3 separate regions of the Mus musculus genome follow, and regions 2 and 3 are each linked to region 1. The links are chromatin contacts, found by Hi-C or POLR2A ChIA-PET in ENCODE. All regions are on one chromosome and are shown on one strand. The core of a region is the stretch at or near the end of the contact, and the rest is flanking DNA. Distances in the headings are between cores, read along the strand shown. Region 1 holds the start of Zfp472 (zinc finger protein 472). Region 2 holds the start of Zfp563 (zinc finger protein 563). Region 3 holds the start of Zfp763 (zinc finger protein 763).

Region 1 (2,646 bases), core at 82-2,581:
TCAAACCCCAAACTAAAAATTAAGTCATTTTATCCAGCTATACCGTTCTAGATATACACGAAGAGAGTAAATGTCACCATGTAACTAAGATTCCTGCACACATATTTATTGCAGCATTGAGCATCCAAGTGATGGAGTCACCCAAGGAGCCTAGCAGTGGAGGAACAAATGGATAGAATATATGTGGTATTTATGAAAGTGAAGTATTATTCATCCACAAAAGAATGTTGTTTGCAAAAAAAAAAAAAAAAAAAAAAACACGGAACTGGAGATCATCATGTTAGGGAAATGAGCCAGGCTCAAATCAACAGATATTACATGTTTGCTTTTATATGATGAGCCTAAGTAGGCAAAATGAAAGTAGAAGGATGTTTATTAAGGCAGAGGGATTTTTAAAAAGCCAATCAGAGTGAACATAATCAAAGTTATTTCACAGAGGAATTTAAACAGAAATCAGTTTTGGTTTGCTATCATGGCTTTTCCCAGCTTACTCTGATTGAAGAGCAAAGGATTTATTCAAAAGTGACGTTATGACACTATTTGTATGTCGGAAAAAAAAAATACCAGGAAGAGCCCGCTGAGCCCAAGAGGCTGTGAATGGGGCTGGAGAGTTGGTGGATAAGGGCGCATGATAAACACCTAGGACTGGAGTTCAGATTCCAGCACTCACGTTAGAGATCCCCTGCACATTTCTGAATCACTATCTATGAGGACGGCTCAAATAAGAGGATCGCTGTGGCTAGCTGGCTTCCATTATTAGCCAAGGAAACCCGAGCCCCAGGTAAAGTGATGAGTGAAACAAACAAACAAACAAACAAACAAACCCTGCCTCAATGGAAAAGCGAGTGGACTTCTGCCGTCTTCCGGCCTCAGTGAGCACTCGCGCACACACGGATTCATCCACGTAGACACATAAAACTAACAAATCTTTCAGAAGCCCTGGACCTGTGTGTGGTGTAGACGGGAGAATTCTGACTATATAGCTCTGGCTGACTCGAAACTCAATAACGTAGACAAAGCTAGCGTGGAACTGGTATTAAAAAGTGCACCACCACTCCCGGGCTGGAAGGTGTTCTGAAATGTGATAACCCTCCAGGATGAAATCACATTTATTTCGGAGAAAAGGTATGAGCTTGGACAGGGCAGTTGTTGCAATCTGTACTTACAGACCCATTTCGGTGGTAAGCGTTGCTGAACCTGATAACTCAGTTCTAAGGAGTTGGGTCCGGAATAATTCACGAACCAGGGTGACTGTTACTCCCCTGAGCTATCCAATAAGAAGCACGGATAGTGGAGGGTGGCTCCCTTGCCGCCATATTTGAGTTCCGGGTAGCTGGAGGGAGGAGAGTTGTGCTTGAGCTTCCCGGTGCCTGTTCTGCCGACTGCCGCTCAGTAGGAAGAACGCCTGGATGCATCAGAAGCAGGAAATGGTGAGTGTGCCCTGGACTCTTGGAAGGTGGGCGGAGGGTTCTGACACTGCCACGGCTTTGCTGTAAGGTGGCGCCGGCTCCCCGACGTGTGCAGCAATTTGAGATGGACTTTGGGAGTGCCGTCAACCCGGGTGCACTTGAGTTGTATGCTCTGTTAGCGGAGTCCCGTCCTGTCCCTTCCCTGTGAAGCTGCTTCGTCCCTAGTTTCTAGTCCTCCCATGACGAGCCTGCGCCGCGAACCCGAGCCTCCGCTGACATTGCAGCTGCCAAGTTGGTGACGCCGCGTCCAGACTGCGGTGAAGGCACGTGGGTGGTGTGCACTGTTTTGCACTTTTTCATTTCCTTGTTCCCTGCTTTAGTTTTACACTGTGGTCATCCTGAAGAGAGGCTCGTGCTCGTGTGTTCTCTCTCTCTCTCTCTCTCTCTCTCTCTCTCTCTCTCTCTCTCTCTCTCTCTCGGCTTCTTTTTTAAAGTACTAGGGATGGAACCTCAGGTCTCATGCTAAGCGAACGCTTTACCATAGACCTGTAGACCTGTATCTCCATCCCTCATCCTGAGTTCACAGCTGGATTTGTTAGCTGTGATAGGCAAAATTCCCTATTTGTATGTACTGATTAATTAAGCTGATCATTTCTGAAGTAAAGGTTAGATTTTGGAGACCTTTTCCAAAGGAAAGTCTCGATAGCAGTGAAAAAGCCCAGGGCAGGGAGGGATTGTGTTGTTCTGTCCGTTTATACGGGATTTCACTGGGTACCATTGGCTGGTCTGGAAAGAGTTATGTAGACCAAACTAGTCTGGAACTCTAGATCCTCCACAGTGCTACGTGTGTTTCTGCTCATATGGGAGGGTATTCTGGGACTTGGAAGCCCAGGAGCCATACATACAGCTCTGAAGGGAAAAGGTGTCCCAATGAGGACATCCTCAAACACGGGAGCCCAGGAACCACACAGCTCTGAGAGGAAGCCTCCTCAGCAGTTCCCAGAGGAGGGTATCCCCAGCTGAGCTGAGGAGTTTAGGAGCTTACAGGCTTCAGCTGCCCTTTCTCTTCTCTTCTTTGCTTCTTTTCTTCTTAGCTTCTTCTGATGAGAGCCACTCCAGGCAGTAGATCTTATAAAGGAGACTTATTGGAGAGAAAAATGGAGAGGGATGGCTGCCCTCTGCTCCCAGAGCTGACTGACATGGGAGAATTGGACAAAGGGCAGGACTTGGATAGGAT
Region 2 (2,646 bases), core at 100-2,599, 120 kb after region 1:
TTTCAGATAGTGGTCATAACCTACTAAATACGTGTTTGTTACCATCTTGATAGGGTTTGTTTTCTCTGCCACTTAAAGAATTAAGAGTAAAAAAAAAAAAAAAAAAAAATCTCAGCGCAACAGGTAGCAACAGGGGAAATCTCAGACCCTGCAGGCAGAATCAACTAAAGAACAGCTCTTCCTAGTAGTAAAGAAACAAATGTACAAGAAGGTGGGGGTGGGGTGGGGGGTGGGGACACAGAAAGGCAGAGATCCGGAAACTTTGAAGAGTCTTTCTAACTTAGGGATGTTCAGTTTGAACAAAGACAGGAAAACTGATAGGCCCATCTTTTGGGGTAAATATATCTATTCCATGTTGCTGAACTTGCAGTGCCTGTTCCCAGGCAATGGTCCCTATCCCAGCAGATGCAGTGACTTACAACTTTGCTTCCCTGGGATTTTTTCTTTAAAATTTGAATAAAAATGCTTTAATTGGCAGAGCAAACGAACTGATTCCTGTGTCCCTAGAGAACCTTATGACTGCTACTATGTAACCGCACTTTTCATATTCATAACTGTTTTCTCTTGGTATATTCTCTTGGTATATTTCTCTTTTCTTGGCTGAAAAATGTATGGACTGAGTGAAAAGGAAGGGGAAAGCTTTTGCTATCATGCAGACTACATCATCTCAAGTTTCTCATGGGTGACATTAGACCAGTGGACCTGCCCTGGCTGGGTATCCCTTTATCTCTGTGGCAGGCCTAGGTACCCTTTCTCTAAGGTTCTGTCCATGGTACACTAACTAAATCTGACTTTAAATAAGCAGACTCCAGACTTAGTTTCCAGGGGGAAGTGGGAAAGCTCTTCTTTGGAAAAACCAAGTCTAAATTCTTTTTAAATGCAGTTATCAAGATGAGCGGATGCGGGGCGTGGTGGTGCACACCTTTAATCCTAGCACTTGGTAGACAGAGGCAGGCAGATTTCTGAGTTCGAGGCCAGTCTGGTCTACAAAGTGAGTTCCAGGACAGCCAGGGCTATACAGAGAAACCCTGTCTCGAAAAACAAAACAAAACAAAAAACAAAAAAAAAAAAGAAAAAAAAAAAGAAAAAAGAGTGGATTTCTGCCCGGGCCATGAGAGCTTTGGCTGCAATATGGCATGTGTGCCCCACTTATTAAATTAAGAGTTTACCACCAAGCTCTAATGTGTGTGTGTGTGGGGGGGGGGGGGGTGGGGGGGTTGGGGGGGGGGTGTCTGATCGCTTATCCAATTAGTACCACGGAGCACAGCACGAGCTATCCAATCAGAAGCGCCGATTGGTGAAGCGGACGTTCCTCACCGGCCTTCTCTTACTTGCCAGACTATTGTGGTGATAGAGTTCTGCCAGCTGAGGGAGTCACAGGTATCCGTTCAGGGTCCGTGTTGTGTGGCTGCCAACACCAGGATCATTCCTAAGGCCCCAGCAAGCCTTGGGCTCAGCTATGGTAAGTGTCCTTACGGCCAGCTGTCCAATCAGGAACGCCGGCAGAAAGCGGATATGCCTCACCCGCCATCTTTCTTCCTGGCACGGTCTGGTCAGCTGAGAGGGCAGCGGGTACGGTTAAGCCTCTTTGGCTCCGGGACAGCTGACCTCTGGAGCCTTCTTGAAACTACAAGAGGGCCCGGGAGCAGACGAGGCGAACGTCGGGGCAATGTAAGGGGCGCCGGGTGTTCCCCGGGTAGATGCCTCAGTCCTACATCCTCAGTCCTACATTGCTTTGGGTGCTGCGGGACTCAGGGTTTCTCTGCACTCTAGGTGGCAGGACCCCGGCGGGCAGCCCCATCTCTTGCAGAATCCTGTACTTCTGTCTCCTCAGCGAGACGCCTCCTGTAAAGTACAGGTAGATGGGCATGTTAACACATGACCACTACACCAGCCCATACGACATGATGACGAATTGAAGGCCAGTTAGGACATAGACCCTGTCTCAAAGAGGAAAAAAAAAAAGTAACTTGAAAATATGGTTTATTTACTTCACAAGTCCAGGTTACAGTCTATCGTCTATCGCTGCAGAAAAGAACTCTGCCCAACCATTCTAAAATATAATAAAGTATGCTTTGAGGAGAATAGCAAGTGATGACTAAGCCACCTTACCTGTAGAATGGGCTAGAAGGAAGCCTGGTGATATCCACGAAAGATGTGGGAAAATGACCTGAAAGGCAGTTTGCAGAGCTTCAAAGCTTTCCTTCCTGTATTTGCAAAAGCATGGGTTATTTTGTTCATGTTGTTTATGGTGATATATTTTTGTTTGTTTTATTTTAAGACAAAAAATCTCATTATGTAGCCCAGGCTGGACACAAAGTAACAGTCCTTCCTCAGCCTCCTAAGTGATAAGGTTATAGGAATACATCAACATGCCGTGCCCTTGATACAGAAGAATTTAATGTAGGGGAGGCAGATCAGGGTACTAAATAACCTTGAGGCTGACTAAGGCCACAGTAAATCTCTTTTCACCCTGTTGTGCTTAAATGAGTCAGTGTTTCCCTTCTGCCTACTGATGAGACGACAGAAAGAAATCTCAGTATACGGTTCTAATACTCCAGGTCCACAGAATAGAAAGAAGAGTAGATTTTTCCCCCCTGTATATTCCAAGAAATCTCTCCAGCACTCCTAAAGCCAAGGCAAAAT
Region 3 (2,646 bases), core at 73-2,572, 68 kb after region 1:
AGTACCTGCTAACGTTCCCATCAATTTGAGCATGAATACAATACAGAGAGAATTTTAAAAAGTAGTCATTTTCTTTGTATTATTTAATACTTTTTATGCATAGCAGGATATAAAATCAATATACAGTAAGCAATGTCATTTCTCTACTCCAATAAAGACTAGAGTGGAAGGGAAAATCAGAAACAAAATACCATTCATGGTAACGGGAAAAGAATTAGAAATAAAGCCCAGTAAAAGGGTAAAAAGACTTCAGCGATGACAACTTCAAATAGTAAAGAAATAGAATACTCAAGTCCACGAAGTGGCAGAAATAATACTGTTCAAATGAATATTCTACTGAAAATACCAACTCCCCCACACCCCTAAAAGAATGTCATCTGGTAAATACTGATCAAATACTCTTAGTCACAATTTCTTCTATTTGGAGAACCGGCCTCCAGCACACAAGCAAACGATGTAGATTGGCAAGCACCTGATCTACTTTACAGGGCTCACAAAAACGAAGTCTAGGAAAGCTTTTTAAAAACCCGAATTTTGGCTTCAGAAATGGTCAGGGGGAAAAAACCCATCATTGTACTTCTCTACTTTCTCTAAGATTGAAAAATTTGGCCTACTCACAGACGGCACAATTAAATACTCTTTAATCTCATCTTTAAAGGGCAGCGCGCGCGCGCACACACACACACACACACACACACACACACACACACACACACACACACACACACAGAGAGAGAGAGAGAGAGAGAGAGAGAGAGAGAGAGAGAGAGAGAGAGAGAGAGAGAGATTAATAAGTTCTCCCGGCCTAGTGTTCAACTGCAGTACTGTGAAGAATATAATTTACAAAGGCGATGAGAGAAAAGAATCGAAAGCAGCAGAGATATGCCTATAAGGCATACGAGCAACTGCTCACACCACCCAAGTCCCCTTACACCACAGTCTGGACTCCGCGTCACCAACCTGCAGTGCTGCAGTGTCTGCGGAGGCGCAGGTTCCAGGTGAGGACTAACCCCATGAAGATAGGGGCCTGGAACGAAGTAGCTTCCCTAGGACAGAACAGAGCGGGCTCCGGTGCCCGGTCGCCTGCTCTGCGCACAATTCCAGTGTCCCGCTCCAAGGCACACTAGGCTGCACAGCACCAAGGGAACGGCAGGCAACAGCGCCACAGACTGCAGTGTCACAAAGCTTTCACTTACGACTCCAGGAGCCCAAGGCATACTCACCATTTCCTCTTTCATATGCATCCAGGTGTTCTTCCTAATAGGCCTAAATACAGGAGATATAGTCCAGCCCCAACACCACCACAGACCTTCTCAACAACACAGGACTCAAACATGGCGGCAAGGGCGGGACCTTCCGAATGTACCGGTTCGTCATTGGACAGTTCATGAATAGCAGTAACAGCATCCCTGATTGAGGAAAGATAGTGACAGCCTTGAGCTTAAATGCCTTAATTAATAACATTCCTCTTTCCCAGTGCAGTTAGAATAGCGGATTCTTTTGTACGCCAGTTTTTTTGTTTGTTTGTTTGTTTGTTTTCCTTTTGTTTTTTAAGTGGACTAAGCCGGTTCCGACCTGTTTTATAACTTTGCCTTTAAGGGGAACAGGCTACTTTATGCACTTTGTTCTTGTGAACTCTGGGGCCCTCTACTGCTTTGATTACAGTGTCCAAGTTTGCCCTGCACATTTTTGATTCAAGTTCTTAATGGGAAGACCCACAGAATCAAAGATCTGTCCAGAGACAGGAACCAGGAGATCCTACTATGCAAACTCATGACTTTGGAATGAGGTAAAAGTGTTGTAAAGCTCTCTCACACGTTATGTTTCAATTTATTGATTTTGTTTGCTTGTTTTTATTGTTGTTTTGAGGCAGAATCTCTGCTATGTAGCTGTGGCTGTCTAAGTACTCACCATATACACCAGGCTTGTCGCGGATTTACAGTAATCCAACTGCCTTTGCTTCCAGAATGCTGGAATTTAAAGGTGTGGGCCACTATGCACTGCTACTCAACCAATCCATTTTTTTAATCAATAAAATTAGAGCAACAACCAATGAATACAATTATTGAATTACAGAAACACGAAGTTACATAGCAGTAATATTCAACATAGAATTCAAGACATATATAGAGTAACTCTTCAATTCAGACAAAAAATTTCCTTGGCTCAAAATCCAGAGGGATGTCTACATCTACAAATATACACATACATCACAACCGTCAACATCACAGTGACAAACAGCCCTTCTGTAGTGCTGAGGTAGAGACAACTAGGAAGTCTGGGAACTCACAGAGGATGCCTTCTATTGCTTCCTGTGGTGGTGGTGGTGGTGGTGGCAACCTCTTTCAACACCTTCATTTAGGTGCTTCTCAGCCATTCGGTATTCCTCAGGTGAGAATTCTTTGTTTAGCTCTGTACCTCAATTTTTAATAGAGTTATTTGATTTTCTGGAGTCCAACTTCTTGAGCTCTTTACATATATTGGACATTAGCCCCCTATCAGATTTAGGATTGGTAAAGATCTTTTCCCATTCTGTTGGTTACCTTTTTGTCTTATTGACAGTGTCTTTTGCCTTACAGAAGCTTTGCAATTTTATGAGGTCCCCTTCCCCCCACCAGACTCAGAAAATCTGGAGGGGAACTAGAA

Evidence for each region. Hi-C counts contacts between places; a loop is a spot of excess contacts on that map. ChIA-PET counts read pairs that join two places held with the same protein, here RNA polymerase II (POLR2A).
Region 2: a loop to region 1 is called in a map of gastrocnemius, with 2.5 times the contacts of the local background. The contact joins the promoter of Zfp563 here to the promoter of Zfp472 in region 1. A Hi-C loop is called at or near these places in 1 of 37 maps with a recorded cell type or tissue (gastrocnemius). POLR2A ChIA-PET finds 5 or more read pairs at or near these places in 1 of 5 experiments (Patski).
Region 3: a loop to region 1 is called in a map of heart, with 5 times the contacts of the local background. The contact joins the promoter of Zfp763 here to the promoter of Zfp472 in region 1. A Hi-C loop is called at or near these places in 1 of 37 maps with a recorded cell type or tissue (heart). POLR2A ChIA-PET finds 5 or more read pairs at or near these places in 2 of 5 experiments (Patski and embryonic stem cell).

Annotation. Positions count from the first base shown.
Region 1 is chr17:32,964,500-32,967,145 of GRCm38, forward strand. Zfp472 (zinc finger protein 472) reads left to right here and starts at 1,332. Exons shown (of 4, transcript NM_153063.3): 1 at 1,332-1,430. The coding sequence starts at 1,410. It also overlaps the pseudogene Cyp4f41-ps.
Region 2 is chr17:33,088,018-33,090,663 of GRCm38, forward strand. It overlaps Zfp563 (zinc finger protein 563), which reads left to right and starts at 1,350. Exons shown (of 4, transcript NM_001024950.2): 1 at 1,350-1,462. The coding sequence starts at 1,460.
Region 3 is chr17:33,032,059-33,034,704 of GRCm38, forward strand. It overlaps Zfp763 (zinc finger protein 763), which reads right to left and starts at 1,323. Exons shown (of 4, transcript NM_028543.3): 1 at 1,224-1,323. The coding sequence starts at 1,244.